2 separate regions of the Homo sapiens genome follow, and region 1 is linked to region 2. Evidence: chromatin contacts called from ENCODE Hi-C or POLR2A ChIA-PET data. All regions are on one chromosome and are shown on one strand. Each heading gives the region's core, a stretch centred on a gene start or an enhancer-like site at or near the end of the contact. The rest is flanking DNA. Distances are from core to core; before and after follow the strand shown.

The links. Hi-C counts contacts between places; a loop is a spot of excess contacts on that map. ChIA-PET counts read pairs that join two places held with the same protein, here RNA polymerase II (POLR2A). Pooled maps may share reads with other maps.
Region 1: a loop to region 2 is called in a map with no recorded cell type, with 2.6 times the contacts of the local background. The contact joins the promoter of LINC01531 here to the promoter of GPR42 in region 2. A Hi-C loop is called at or near these places in 1 of 168 maps with a recorded cell type or tissue (GM12878), 25 of 37 single-sample maps with no recorded cell type and 12 of 50 pooled maps. POLR2A ChIA-PET finds 5 or more read pairs at or near these places in 3 of 52 experiments (GM12878, MCF 10A and WTC11).

The regions. Positions count from the first base shown.
Region 1 is chr19:35,403,545-35,408,204 of GRCh38, reverse strand. LINC01531 (long intergenic non-protein coding RNA 1531) reads right to left here and starts at 2,598. Exons shown (of 5, transcript NR_040046.1): 1 at 2,524-2,598; 2 at 1-1,620.
Region 2 is chr19:35,368,419-35,372,959 of GRCh38, reverse strand. GPR42 (G protein-coupled receptor 42) reads right to left here and starts at 1,892. Exons shown (of 2, transcript NM_001348195.2): 1 at 1,842-1,892; 2 at 1-1,611. The coding sequence starts at 1,600. The coding sequence ends at 560.

The sequences.
Region 1 (4,660 bases), core at 1,349-3,848, 35 kb before region 2:
ACCCAGGAGGCGGAGGTTGCAGTGAGCCAAGATCATCACACCACTGCACTCCAGCCTGGGTGACAGAGCAAGACTCCATCTCAAAAACAAAACAAAACAAAATAAAAACAAAAACAAAGAAAATCAAGGGGTCAATGCAGCATCGAGAGCACTGAACAACACTGCGCCTGCCCACCAATTTGACTCTTCCACTGGGGGAACCCACCATGGGAGACAAAGCACAGGGTCCAAGCAGACCAGGAAGTTGAAGAGGGTCACGGCAGCCAGTCTCTTGGCTCTTCAGCACCTCCAGGTCCCCACTTGGGGCCAGAGAGCATGATCTGCACAAAGTGCCAGTGGCAGAAGGTGGTGACCGCCATGGGGGTGAAGAAGAGCTCCAAGCACAGCTCCAGCTGCAGCACCACGGCCAGCTGCTCTTGGGGGACGTTCTCATAGCAGATACGGAGCCCTCTGGCATATCTCATCATCTTCTTGGTAAAAACTAGACAATGAGCCAGGCATGGTGGCTCATGCCTCCCAGCACTTTGGGAGGCTGAGGCAGGCAGATCACTTTAGGTCAGGAGTTCGAGACCAACCTGGCTAACATGGTGAAACCCCGACTCTACTAAAAATACAAAAATTAGTAGGGAGTGGTGGCACATGCCTGTAGTCTCAGCTACTCGGGAGGCTGAGGTAGGAGAATCACTTGAACCTGGGAAGCAGAGGTTGCAGTGAGCCAAGATAGCACCACTGCACTCCAGCCTGGACGACACAGCAAGACTCCATCTCAAGAAAAAAAAAAAAGAAAGAGTAAGCTTAAATCTCCTCGAAGTGATCATTGAAAGGTAAACATTTAAAATAAAACTTGTGGCTGGGAGCAGTGGCTCACACCTGTAATCCCAACACTTTGGGAAGCCAAGACAGGAGGATTGCTTGAGTCAAGGAGTTCAAGACCAGCCTGGGCAACACAGTGAGAGCCTTTCTCTACAAAACGTTAAGAAATTAGCTGGGCATGGCGGTGTGCACCTGTAGTCCTCGTTACTCTGGAGGCTGAGGCAGGAGGATCACTTGAGCCCAGGGGCTTCAAGGTTACAGTGAACCATGGTGGCACCACTGCAAACCAGCCTGGGCGACAGAACAAGACCCTGTCTCAAAAAAAAAAAAGTTTAAAAATGAATAAAATAATGAGGCCTTAACCTATGACAGATAGCATATCACCTGCTGGCCCATCTGTACATCTCATTCTGCATTCGAGAACTTCAGAAGTAGAGGACCAGATGAATGGGAGTGGCCCTGCCGCCACGGGGCTGAGCTCCACCGCTTTTGTCCTGCTCCTCCTCGCCAGGCCCTGACCATCTCTCCACTGACTTGTCCTGGCCCCTTTTCCATTTCTGTGGCCTCTTCCCTCTCCTCCTTGGAGAGTAGCCTGTCCTCTGCTCCCTGCATGCTCTCCTTCCATCCCGTCTCTTCCTGGGGTTATGATCCCAGCAACCTCTTCCCTGAGCCCAGGCGAGGTCAGGTCCCTTGCCTTTTCCTGCAGGTAGATGGGTGGGTTTTCAAAGATGTCTGGTTTCAGAAGCCGGTGGCATCTTGTCTAACTGGACCACCTTTTCCTTTTCCACCAACGGCAGGCTTTTATACCTGGAAGAGTCATGTGGTCAAAAAGAGGAAAGTCAGTGGTTGAGCTCTTTCTAAAGCAGCTTGACCTTCTGGGTCTCCCACCAGATTTTGTCCCCAACAGACTTATTTCACCCAGAGTCCAATTTTTTTTTTTTTGAGGCAGAGTCTTGCTCTATCACCCAGGCTGGAGTTTAGTGGTGCGATCTCAGCTCACTGCAACCTCTGCCTCCCTAGTTCAAGTGATTCTCCTACCCCAGCCTTCCAAGTAGTGGGATTACAGGTGTGCAACACCACGCCCGACTAATTTTTGTATTTTTTGTAGACAGGGTTTCACCATGTTGGCCAGGCTAGTCTCGAACTCCGAACCTCAAGTGATCCGCCTGCCTTGCCTCCCAAAGTGCTGGGATTACAGGCGTGAGCCACTGTGCTCAGCCCAGAATCCAAATTTGAACAGTTTTTTCAGGCTTCCTCCTCCCCCTACATTCCAAGAGGTTGAATTCTGTTTCCTTCCCATGGGCAATTATCCCACACGACTACACGCACATCCATCTCTCACTTCCGCTTTTTCTTTCTTTCTTTCTTATTTTGTTGTTGTTGTTTTGAGACAGGGTCCCACTCTGTTGCCCAGGCTAGAGTTCAGTGGTGCAATCGCGGCCCACTGCAGCCTTCACCTTTCGGGCTCAAGTGATCCTCACACCTCAGCCTCCCGAGAAGCTGGGCCACAGGTGCACGCCACTGCATCTGGCTAATTTTTTGTATTTTTGGCAGAGACGGGGTTTCACCATGTTACCAAGAGTTGTCGAACTCTTGAGCTCAGGCAGTCCACCCGCTTTGGCCTCCCAAAGTGCTAGGATTACAAGTGTGAGCCACCATGCCCAGCCCCAAGTTTGTTTTTAGAAAAAAAAACCTAGCATTGTCCCTTGCCTATAACAGACACTCAAATCCTTGTGGAATGTAAGGATGGAGGTTGGATGTGCCTGTGAATACTTGCTAGCTGATGACACAAGCAAAGAATGTGTCAGAACCTGCGCCTTTTGTCTCCTGTCCTTTATCTGCATTCTGTTGCCCGGGTTACTGGTATGGGGACATCTTTGGTGCTGAGGTCTAGGTTCCAATGAGTCAAAGGGAGAATTCAAACTAAGTTGTCTGGCAGCACCCCAAGACTGTGCTGACCTCACACACAGCTGTATCACGGGAGTGGGCAGTGCATCATCTCAAATCCAACTCAACTGAGCAATGGTTCGGGCTGAGTCACACCATGTATGAATCGGGGGGCGGGGGTATGTGGCTCCTCTCCAACAAGCCACACTGTCTGCTTCCCTGTCACAAAACACATGGAGCCGTTACTCTGTGTGAGGTACTGTTCTAGGAGCTGGAGACAAGAGTGAACAGGATGAACAGAAAACAAGTAGACAAACCAACAAGGCAATTTTACAGGAAGAAAGGAAGTAGGCCAGGCAAGGTGGCTCACGTCTGTGATCTCAACGCTTTGGGAGGCCCAGGCAGGAGGACTGCTTGAGGCCAGGAGTTCAAAACCAGCCTGGTCAACATAGCGATACCCCGTCTCTACAAAAAGTGAGATAAAAAGTCAGGCATGGTGGCTCACACCTATAATCCCAGCTACTTAGGAGGCTGAGGCAGGAGGAGGATTGCTTAAGGCTGGGTGTTTGAGACCAGCCTGGGCAACATAGTGAGATCCCCTGTCTCTACAAAAAAGGATAAAAATAAAAAATTAGCCAGGCATGGTGGTGCACACCTGTAGTCCTAGATACTCAGGAGGCTGAGGCGGGAGGATCACTTGAGCCTAGGAGTTGGAAATTAAAATGAACTATGATGGCACCACTCCAATCCAGTGGTCCTGTCTGGGGGAAAAAAAAGGGAAAGAAAATAAATCGGCTAGGCGTGGTGGGGTTCATGCCTGTAACCCCAGCACTTTGGGAAGCTGAGGCGGGCACATCACTTGAGGTCAGGAGTTTGAGACCAGCCTGGCCAACATGGTGAAACTCTGTCTCTACTAAAAATACAAAAATTAGCCAGGTATGGTGGCGGGCACTGGTAATCCCAGCTACTCAGGAGACTGGGGCAGGAGAATCACCTTAACCTGGGAGGCAGAGATTGCAGTCAGCCGAGATCATGCCACTGCACTCCAGCCTGGGCGACAGAGGAAGACTCTGCCTCAAAAAAAAAAAAAAAAAAGGACCAAAAATCAAACAACAACAACAACAACAACAAAAAGCAAGCAGGGAAATTGAGAGAGAGAGAGAGAGAGATGGGCAGGGCCTGTCAGGAAAGGCCTGGGACATTTGAATGGGTGAGAAGGAGCCACTATCTGAAGAGCGTTCCAGGTAGGGGCACCAGCGGGAACTTAGCCTGAACCATGGCTCGGTTGAGTTGGACTTGAGATGTCGCACCGCCCACTCCCATGATGCAGCTGTACGTGAGGTCAACACAGCCTTGGGATGCTGCAAAACAGCTTAGTCTGAATTCTCCTTTTTTTTTTTTTTTTGAGACAGAGTCTCACTCTGTTGCCCAGGCTGGAGTGCAGAGGCGATCTCGGCTCACTGCAACCTCCATTCTCCTGGGTTCACGCCATTCTCCTGACTCAGCCTCCTGAGTAGCTGGGATTACAGGCACTCACCACCACACCTGGCTAATTTTTGTATTTTTAGTAGAGATGAGGTTTCACCATATTGGTCAGGCTGGTCTCGAACTCCTGAGCTCAGGTGATCAACCCACCTTGGCCTCCCAAAGTGTTGGAATTACAGGCGTGAGCCACTGTGCCCGGCCTGAATTCTCCCTTTGACCTCATGGAACCTAGGCCTCAGCACCAAGGATGTCTGAAGCTCTGAAGCTCTGAGGTGGGAGGAGGCTGGAGGAGGGGCCCTGGCTGCTCTGCCTGCAGCCACAGGGAGAGTGCACTGGAGCCAGCTGTAAAGTGCTGACTTTAGTTAGGAGCTGTTTGCCCTCAGCTGATGGTTACCTCATCCGTTGATCATATCGTCCTCTCCTGATCTGTGATACGTTCTGATAAGCTGCTGCAGCCAGTCAGAAACTGACAGCC
Region 2 (4,541 bases), core at 643-3,142:
TCTTTTGCTTGCTTCCACATTTATTTGGGTAATTTTTCTTCTGTCATTGTTCATAAATGTCTCTGATGATCCACATTTATTGAGCAATGGGAACTTTCTGGAAAAGGCACTGTGGGAGCAGAATGCGGCCTCATCCCTGGAGCCCTGTCTCCCCCGCTCCTGACTCGCTGGCTGGGAGCAGCTCTGAGGATGGGGTTCTCCCCTCTCCTGCCCCTGCCACTCACTGGGCAGCCCCCTCAGACCTGGGCACTGCTCTTAGCTCCTCTGCCACCCTCAAGAAAACACAGGAGCTGCCTGCTGCTATGAGGACCTCATTGTTCTCCAGAGCAGCCTCTCACCCTGACCCCTTCCCAGAGCCCAATCCATAGTGTGTGGGTGGATGGGGATGGAGGTGAGATCGAGAGCTGGGCTTTAGCGCGCATACCCTTAGGGAGGCTAGATGTCTACTCTGCCCCCAAGCCCCATCGGGCCCCAGCTCGCCACTCCAAGTCCCTCCTGGCGTGAGCGAGGAAGCGCCCTGAGGATGACACGCCAGCTACACCCTCCTCCCCCGGAGGACCTAGTTTTCAGCACAGGCCACCTGGCCACCAGTTCCACAGCCCTGTGAGTGTTCACTGGTCTTTCTTTCAGCTGGTCGGTCCGCTCTCTGCTCCTCCCCTCCCTTCTGCTCCTTCAGCTCCATGCTGCTCTCCTGCTGCCACTGGCCCCAGAGCCCACACAACCTCCTCAGCAGCTCATGAAAGTCGGCTTGGAACCCGGAGGAGGAGAAGTAGTAGACAAAGGGGTCGACACAGGAGTTCAGGGTGCTGAGAAGCGTCACGTAGATCCTCCACACCGGGCTTTCACCGCAGATATAGCCCACGACATGGGACACGTTGTAGGGCCCAAAGCAGACAAGGAAGTTGAGCAGCGTGGCCGCCACCAGCCCCGCCACCCTCCTCTGCCGGCGGTGGCTGCCCCCTCTGCCGAGGATCCACACCAGGCGGCTGTAGCAGTAGCTGGTGATGATCAGCGGGACCACAAAGAGGACCACAGCCATCTCCAGCCGCACGGGCAGGAGGATGGCTAGCTGGTCCTTCCAGAACTCCAGGTAGCAGGTCCCATTGGTGCCCTGGCTGTGGGAGATGTCCCCTGAGAATTCTATGACGTAGACCACGCTGCAGTGAGCAGAGGCCAACAGCCAGCAGGCCACACTCACCAGACCTGCCTGCCCCAGCCTCGGCCGGGTCTTGTACCACAGTGGGTGGGCCACACTCAGGAAGCGTTCAATGCTCACAGCTGCCAGGAAGAGGGCGGTGAGATAGATGGTGGTGAAGAAGATGAATCCAGAGAGTGGGCAGAGGATGAAGGGCAGGGGCCAGTGCATGCCATTGGCTGCCTCCACCATGCGGAAAGGCAGGAACAGCAGCAGGAGCAGGTCCGAGGCGGTCAGGTTGAGCAGGAGCACGTCCACGGCCACCGGGCGGCACCGCAGCTTGCCCACGAAGACCACCAGGGCCAGCAGGTTGAGGGGGAGCCCCACCAGGAAAGTGAGAAGGTACACCGAGAAGACGAACCAGTGATTGCCGGAGAAGTAGGACTGGTCGGGGCCTGTATCCATGGTGGTGGCCACTGGTGAGAGAGAGTAACATGGAGTTGGTAGTGGGGGCCCTAACGGCCTCTGGCCAGCAGCATCTCCCCTAAAAGGGCACGAGGTCACTACGCCCACCCCTCTTGTCTCTGGGTGCCTTCCAGGCGGGGTCAGCCTGCCTGTCTTCCTGAGCATGCCCTGTCCCCTGTCCCTTCCCCAGCAGAGAAGCACCAAGGTGCTCCTCCACCCAGCCCCTCGGGCCCAGGCTCACCTGCTTCTTTGAGACCCCAAATGCTCTGCCGCACAGCACCTTGCTGTCTCTCCAGACCTAGTGCAGTTGGCTATTTATCCGGCAGAACTGATAAAGACCTGGCCGTGCCCATGACATCACTCACTGTTGAGCAGTGGCACAAAGATGCCTTGAGCTCCGTTGCCAGGGCTGGTCAGTATGCAAAAAGGGGAACAAATTCCACAACTGCGTGCCTCCCTCCTTGCGCAGCCTCAGCTGGGATGCTCCAAACAGGCCCCAGCTGACGTCTTCTTCCCCTCCCCTCTCTTCCACTTGAATTTTGTCTGATTCTCTAGAATGGCACTTATCCAGTTTGCCTTTTAAGGGCACAAAGCATGAGCCAGTGACAGACTGGACTCCGTGAGGTCTGTTCCTTCCTGACTTTGTGATGTGGGGGAAGAGATGTGTCTCTTCTTCCTCCCCTACAGAACAGGGATTGTCATAGTACCTGTACCATATTTCAAAGCATGAACACATGCAGATTAAAACATATATACAGGTAGATTAAAATGTTAATAATATAGGTCAATTGCTTTTTGAAAATATTTATTTTAGATTCGGGAGCACATGTGCAGGTTTGTTACATGGGTATATTGCATAATACTGAGGTTTGGGCTTCTATTGAACCCATTACCAAAATTGTGAACATAGTACCCAATAGGCAGTTTTCCCACCCTTGTCCTCCGCCCTCCCTCCCCCACTTTGGAGTCCCCACTGTCTATGGTTTCCATCTTTAATGTTTGCGTGTACCCATTGTTTACCTCCCACTTAAAAGTGAGAACATACAGCATTTGATTTTCTGTTTCTGTGTTAATTCACTTAGGATCATTCACTTAGGCCTCCAGCTGCATTTATGTTGCAGCAAAGGACATGATTTCATTCTTTTTTATAGCTGCATAGTATTTCGTGATGTGTATGTACCATTTTTTCTTTATCTAGTCCACCATTGATGGGCACCTAAGTTGATTCCATCACTTTGCCATTGTGAATAGTGCTGTGACAAACATACACATGCAGGTGTCTTTTTGGTAGAATGATTCCATTTTATGAAAAATGACATTGATAATTTGGTAGGAATTGGGTGGAATCTGTAGATTGCTTTGAGCAGTATGGACATTTTAATGATATTGATTCTTCTAATCCATGAACATGGAATGTTTTTCATTTATTTGTGTTTTTTAGTTCTCCTTGTAGAGATCTTTCACTTTCACTTCCTTGGTTAGATGTATTCCTAGGTATTTTATTTTTGTGTGTGGCTATTGTAATTGGGATTCTGTTCTTTATTTGGCTCACAGCTTGACAATTGTTGGTATATAGTAATGCTACTGATTTTTATACACTGATTTTGCATCCTGAAACTGCCAGTCATTTATCAGGTCTAGGAGTATTTTGGAGGAATCTGTAGGGTTTTCTAGGTATAGAATCATATCATCAGTGAACAGAGATAATTTGACTTCCCCTTTCTATTTGGATGCCTTTTATTCCTTTTTCTTGCCTGATTGCTCTGGCTAGGACTTCCACTACTATGTTGAATAGGAGTAGTGGGAGTAGGCATCCCTGTCTTTTTCCATTTCTTAGGGGGAATGCTTCCAACGTTTGCCCATTCAGTATGATGTTGGCTGTGAGTTTGTCCTGGATGGCTCTTATTATTTTGAGGTGTGTTCCTTCGATGTTTAGTTTTTTGAGGGTTTTTATCATGAAGGGATGTTGGATTTTATTATATGTTTTTTTCTGCATCTATTGAGATGATCATATAATTTTTGTTTTTAATTTTATGTGGTGAGTCACATTTATTGATTTGCATATATTGAAACATCTTTGCATCCCAGGAATAAAGCCCACTTGATCATGCTGAATTATGATTTTGTCATGCTGCTGGATTTGGTTTGCTAGTATTTTATTGAGGATTTTTGGATCTATGTTCATCGGGCTATTGGCCTACAGTTTTCTTTTTTCACTGTGTCCTGCCAGATTACGATATCAGAATCAGACTGTTTTTGTAGAATGAGTAGGGAATCTCTCCTCCTCAATTTTCTGGTAAAGTTTCAGTAGGATTGGTACCATCTCTTCTTTGCAGGTCTGGTAGAGTTTGGCTGTGAATCCATCTGGTCAAGGGCTTTTTAAAGGTGGTAGATATTTTATTACTGATTCAATTTTGTAACTCATTATTGGTCTGCTCAGAGTTTCAATTTCTTTCTGGTTCAATCTTGGTTGTATGTTTCCAGAAATTTATTTGTTTCCTCTAGATTTTCTGATTCATGTGAATATAGATGTTCATCGCAGTCTCTGAGGATCTTTTGTATTTCTGTGGAATTAGTTGTAATCTTGTCTGTGTTATTTCTGATTGTGCTTTTTTGGAGGTTTTTTTTTTTCCTTTGTTAATCTAGCTTGCAGCCTATAAATCTTGTTTATTCTTTCAAAGAACCAATTTTTCATTTCATTGATCCTTTGAATGGCTTATTTGTCACAATTTCGTTTAGCTCTACTCTGATTTTAGTTATTTCTTTTCTTCTGCTAGCTTTGGATTTAGTTTGCTCTTGTTTTTCTAGTTCCTTCAGGTGTAATGTTAGGTTATTAATTTGAGATCTTTCTAACTTCTTGATGTAGGCATTTAGTGATATAAAATTTCCTCTTAAAACTGCTTTTGCTGTATCCCAGAGGTTTTGGTATGTTGTGCCTCTA